Regions from separate parts of the Homo sapiens genome. Here region 1 is linked to region 2. The links are chromatin loops, found by intact Hi-C in ENCODE. Cell type or tissue: heart left ventricle. All regions are shown on one strand. Each heading gives the region's core, and the rest is flanking DNA. Links, peaks and the distances in the headings are about the cores only. Region 1 has its middle 170 kb from the start of FGF1. Region 2 overlaps SPRY4-AS1 (SPRY4 antisense RNA 1).

Region 1 (2,921 bases), core at 328-2,827, 62 kb after region 2:
TCCACAGAGATGCTCTTGCCCAAAGTCTCAGTTAATTGAATCTGATAATCACTGTTTGGGGTTGGAGTGTACCTGTTAGGACAGTTTCTGCTACAAGAAACAGAAAACCCGATTAAAACTCACTTAAATAGTTAGGACATTCACTAGATCACTTAACAGGAAATCCTAGGGTAGGGCTCTTCCAGGGTCAGTGAATTCAGTGGCTAATGATAGTATCAAGGATTCGAGTTCTTTCGATCTGTCCATTCTGCCATTCTCTATCTATAGCTGTTTCTCTTAGGTTTGTCCTCTCATGTCACAGGATGACTGCATTAACCAAGGGTATCATCTCAATAGTCAAAAAGACCAGAAGAGGGAATGAGCCTCTTTTCCTTTTTAAGAGCAAAATGAGTTTCTTAGCAGACTTTCCTTCCTGTCCCCTTGGCCAGAGTTGTAACACATACTTATTCCTAAAACACTCACTGGCAAGCGGAATCCTCCTCTATTTGGCTTTGACTAATAACAGTTCATCTCCTGGGATGAGAGAGGGGCCTAACTTCCCCCAACACACCTAGCCTCCAGATACATGCGTCAGTTGGAAGCTGTTAGGTTGACATCTACAAGCTCTACTATAAAATGAAAGGCCTTCTGACTATAGCGCTTTTTAGAGCACAGATCACCCTGTTAGCAGGTGATGGACTTGGAGAAATCCTTAGACACCCAATTAAGTAAACTTTAAGGCCACATTAACAAAAGCAGAGTGTCATAGGAAAGTGGAGAAAATGGGATAAAAATAGAAGTAAAAGGGGAAAGAGGAAGTATGAAGTATTCATGGTCCGTGATGATAGAACTTCATCTAAAAGAATTAAGTGTCGCATAGCTTCTTTGTTCATTGACCTCAGTTGTCCTCTATTTATTGGGGCTGTGTTGTTAAGTTTAAACAATGCTCACTGAACATCTACTTCATACTAGATTCTGGTCCAGAATTTTGTTTTCCCAAGCAGCGTTTCACTCAATCATGTCTGTTATTCATTCTCAAAAATTTCTAGAAAAGGAGATGCTGTCATTAACCTTATAGCCCTTAGTCTGTGACTTCAAGGAAGACTTTTTGCCTCGGAAATACCTAAGAGAAGAGTAAACCCTTTGGGTCTCTGCATACAATTTCTCTGGAGACCAATCTTTGACAGCCTATGGCCTGACCAAATGTATTTTCTCAGGATATCACAAGGGATACTTTAGTTTTCAGTATTTAACACTAATGAGATATTCTCATCTCTTTGTTTTCTTTGGTGCTATTTTCATGGCAGATTTATTAAGAAAAAGTACAACCACATTATCTCCTGGCTGCTGAAAACATTTGGTATCAATATAGCATTCTACCTTTGTTATGATCGGTATCTCCATTCCTCTATGAGTAAATACTACTACTCATATTTTGCTTTAACCAAATCCTATAGGAGTTAGTCCTCATAAAAATATTTTTATTCCTGCTTCCCACCATCTTTCTTTGAAAAGACTGGTGACCTAAACTATTCCCCCTCTTTCCATGCATCACAGTGAGAAGCAGCTCACTGTGCACTGGTATCAACTTGCCTCAGTCTGGTGAGACAGAACACCCGTACATACAATGAGTTACACAGAGTGGGTTTATTACTTTTGGATAGGCAGCAAGGGACAGCAGAAGCCTAGGATTCAGGGTGAGACAGTCCCCCAAGGCTCAGGAAAACTGTCCGGGGCAGTTGGGGTCTCAACTGCACATGCCCCACTTGGATAATAGCTGAGGGACCCCAGAAAACAGCTCACCCTGGTTTCATACACAGAGGTCACATGATTCACTGGTATAAAGCATTGAAGGACATCCTGTTTCTAAGTGGGGACTGGAACAGAGCCTGGCTGTTCTAGCCAGCTCACTCTTATCTCAGAATGTTGAATTCTCAGCCCATCCTACAGTTATTCATGAGAACTACAAGTGAGAAAAGGGAGAGAACCGGGTCAGTCCAAGGACACCTGGAAAACTGTCCTACACCCAGGACTGTAATGGACTATGTCAGTCTTACCTAATAACAACTTTGTTATTTTTTTTTATTTTTGTTCATTTTTGTTTTTATTGTTTAATTATTAAATACTTCAGCCTACACAAACAATACAACAGACATCCATTTACTCATCACTCACATTAACAACTGTGTTAACATTTTGTCATATTCACTTCAGATCTTTATTTATTTATTTATTTATTTTATTATTATTACACTTTAAGTTTTAGGGTACATGTGCACAATGTGCAGGTTTGTTACATATGTATACATGCGCCATGTTGGTGTGCTGCACCCATCAACTAGTCATTTAGCATTAGGTATATCTCCTAATGCTATCCCTCCCCCCTCCCCCTACCCCACAACAGTCCCCAGAGTGTGATGTTCCACTTCCTGTGTCCATGTGTTCTCATTGTTCAATTACCACCTATGAGTGAGAACGTGCAGTGTTTGGTTTTTTGTCCTTGCAGCACTATTCACAATAGCGAAGACTTGGAACCAATCCAAATGTCCAACAACGATAGACTGGATTAAGAAAATGTGGCACATATACACCATGGAATACTATGCAGCCATAAAAAAATGAAGAGTTCATGTCCTTTGTAGGGACATGGATGAAACTGGAAATCCTCTTTCTCAGATCTTTATTTTTTAAGGCAAGAAACATTATAGCTAAAGTCCTTTCCTCCATCCCCAGAATAAACCGTTAACTGAAAGTTGATGTGTGATATGATTTGGATCTACGTCCCCACCCAAATTTTATGTGGAACTGTAATCCCCACATGTTGAAGGTGGGACCTGGTGGGAGGTGATTGGATCATGGGGGTGGATTTCCCCCTTGCTGTTCTCGTGATAGTGAGTTCTCATGAGATCTGATGGTTTAAAAGTGTGTGGTACTTCCCCCAC
Region 2 (2,921 bases), core at 162-2,661:
AGCTGCTCTGGAGGCTGAGGCAGGAGAATCGCATGAACCTGGGAGGTGGAGGTTGCAGTGAGCCAAGATCCTGCCACTGCACTCCAACCTGGGGGACAGAGCGAGACTCCATCTCAAAAAAGAAAAAGGGTTACCAATTTCTCATCTAAGGTAACTTGGGCTCAATATTGAAGAAGTGTTCTCCTGAGGACTCTACTTGATGCTCCGTGTATTAGAAGGTCTTTCCCCTTTGATTGGTTGGAACATGAACTACTCTTGGCCATGTCTTAGCTTTGGGGATTATTCCACCTACTTTATTCCTCCCTGCACTATGGCCTGGAAACTCTATCCAGACAGTGAGCTGGGGCGCTCTCAGGGCTCACCTAATTTGTTTTCTTTTCTCAGGGGATCATTTGTCTTGTGCTTTGTCTAAAAACTTGTCCAATGTCTAAAAACTGTTGTTTCATAAATTGCGTGTGCTTTTCTAGTTATTTAAGGTAGGAGAATAAATCACCCTCTGTTATTCCATTATGGCTGAAAGCTAACATTCCTCACCTTTTTTTTTTTTTTTTTTAACTTTTTGTCCTCTTCTGATTACAAAAGTGGTATGTGTTCCTAACCTACTGGCTTCTCTGCCACAGTGGATCTGATTGGCCACCCCAGCTTTTTGCAGTTACTCCACATTTTTTTTTGAGACAGAGTCTGGCTCTGTCACCCAAGGCTGGAGTGCAATGGCACAATCTTAGCTCAATGCAACCTTCGCCTCCCGGGTTCAAGCGATTCTCCTGCCTCAACCTCCCAAGTAGCTGCTACAGGTGCAGGCCACCATGCACCACTGATTTTTGTATTTTTTAGTAGAGACAGGGTTTCACCACATTGGCCAGGCTGGTCTCGAAATCCTGACCTCAGGTGATCTCCCCGCCTTGGCCTCCCAAAGTGCTCGGGTTACCGGTGTGAGCCACTGCGCCCGGCTACTTTTATGATATCTCTTCCATCTGCAATCTCTTTATTTTATCTGTTCTTTGTTGGTTTTGTCCTTTTTATCTGCCTTAAATATTAGGATATCAGGTAGTAATAATCCCAGTTTCTCACCATTCCTCCATTCTCCTATAGCTTCAACCTCCATGTGGATGGGGATCCCTAGGGATTTAAAGTATACTTTTCAGTTGTTCAGTCCTAAATTGAAATCTCGGTTGTACTATTTGTTATGACATGGGCAGACTCAGGTTTTCTGGAGTTGAGAATAATCTAACATTTTTGTGCTCTTAATACATACCTGGGCTGGGCACAGTGGCTCACACCTGTAATCCTAGCAATTTGGGGGGCCGAGGCGGGGGATCACCTGAGGTCAGGAGTTCGAGACCAGCCTGGCCAACATGGTGAAACCCCGTCTCTACTAAAAATATAAAAAATCAGTGGGGTGTGGTGGCAGATGCCTGTAATCCAAGCTACTCAGGAGGCTGAGGCAGGAGAAGCATTTGAACCCGGGAGGCAGAGGTTGCAGTGAGTCAGGATGGTGCCATTGCACTCCAGCTTGGGCAACAAGAGTGAAACTCTGTCTCAAAAACAAAAAACAAACAAAAAAAGCCATACCTGATGATGGGCTCTATACATCACACATATCTCTAATCCTCCACAGCAACTCTGTGAGGGAGGTACTTTTGTTGTTCCTAGTTTATAATGGAGAAAACTGAGATTCAAATAAGTTAGGTTACGTGGCTCAGGTGGACAAGCTAGAATTTGGACCCAGGATTTTCTGATGAGACCGGGCTGACCAGCTGTCCTTTCTCCCTAAGATCTTCTTGATCTGATCTTCTGTCTTGGCACTGAAAAGTCCTGCTTGCTGGGAAACCCCTCAGTCCTGGAAAAACTGGGGTAGTTCACCAGCGCAGTAAATTGCCCTGTTCTGCCGGGATCGCTTCCCTATATCCACTTCATACTTTGTACAATTTAAACTCTAAATGCATGTTGAGCAGTTTGTATGGTGCCTGACACACAGTAAACGCTTAAAAGTGCAAGCTGTTATTACTGTTCCTGTTTCTAACCCTTCTGAATATAAGTGGTGAACATTTGTTAGTCTTTCTGATGACCCAATATCTGAACATTATTCTATGTGTTGGGAATCTTGCACCTTATGGGACTGAACGCACTTCCCACTCCAGAGTAATCCTTCCCATACTGGCAGCGAGAATGCAGGCATGTGGCTCAGGCCCCACCTGTCAGAAGCCCGTGCTCTGATCCCGATTAGAATCGGGGCCCACACAGATCTCTCCTGGTGAGGATGACAGTGGCAGGATTCTGGAAGCAGAGCCCAAGCCAGGGCTGTGAGCTAGAGTCAGTTTCCAGCGGTATCAACAAGGGGCTCCTCACTGGCTGAGGTCCGGAATGAATTCGATGTTTGCTCCTGGCTGTAAAGGGGCCAACCTTGGTTCTCTGGCTGTTCTGGAAATTACAAGAATTGCCAGATATCCTCTAGTAATTTCCTCTTGTGCTTGAATTAGCCTGAGTTGCTTTCATTTCTCTACAACCAAGTGCACTGATGGATACATATACCATCTGGATATTGTGGGCACTTCAAACTTAATGCATCCCAAATAGAATTCATTGCCTTTCCTCAGAGACTGCCATCTCTCGTATTCTTGGTCACAAGCACAGGTCCTCAGCATTTGCTGGATTTGTGAAATTAAAAACTATAGTCACCTTCAACTCCTCCTTCCTAAACCTCCAGCTCTCAGCATTTATCAAGAAAGGGTCGACCCCTTCTGGGTTTCCCTCTCTGTCTTCTCTGCTGTTGCTTTCACCCAGGCCCTCTTGCCTTGAACGTGGCACAGCCTCGGATCTGGTCATCTTTTTGCCATTCTTCTGCAGAGATGAAGAGCAGGAAACAGAGAAGGTCCAGCGTCACTTGTGAGGGCCAAAGATGAGGACAAAATAGAAAAGAA

The links. Peaks named below come from ENCODE experiments on the same cell type or tissue, not always from the same donor. Only the 100,000 strongest peaks of a DNase experiment are listed, where the experiment ranks them.
Region 1: a loop joins it to region 2, with 7 times the contacts of the local background. A loop is called at or near these places in 3 of 110 quality-filtered maps.

The regions. Positions count from the first base shown.
Region 1 is chr5:142,513,375-142,516,295 of GRCh38, forward strand. No RefSeq gene overlaps it. Among named protein-coding and RNA genes, the nearest start is that of FGF1, 170 kb to the right of the region's middle. In heart left ventricle, for the core only: no CTCF peak of the experiment used is centred there; no DNase peak of the experiment used is centred there.
Region 2 is chr5:142,451,783-142,454,703 of GRCh38, forward strand. The region is part of intron 3 of SPRY4-AS1 (SPRY4 antisense RNA 1); the gene reads left to right. Among named protein-coding and RNA genes, the nearest start is that of SPRY4-AS1, 130 kb to the left of the region's middle. In heart left ventricle, for the core only: no CTCF peak of the experiment used is centred there; no DNase peak of the experiment used is centred there; H3K27ac peaks cover 351 bases.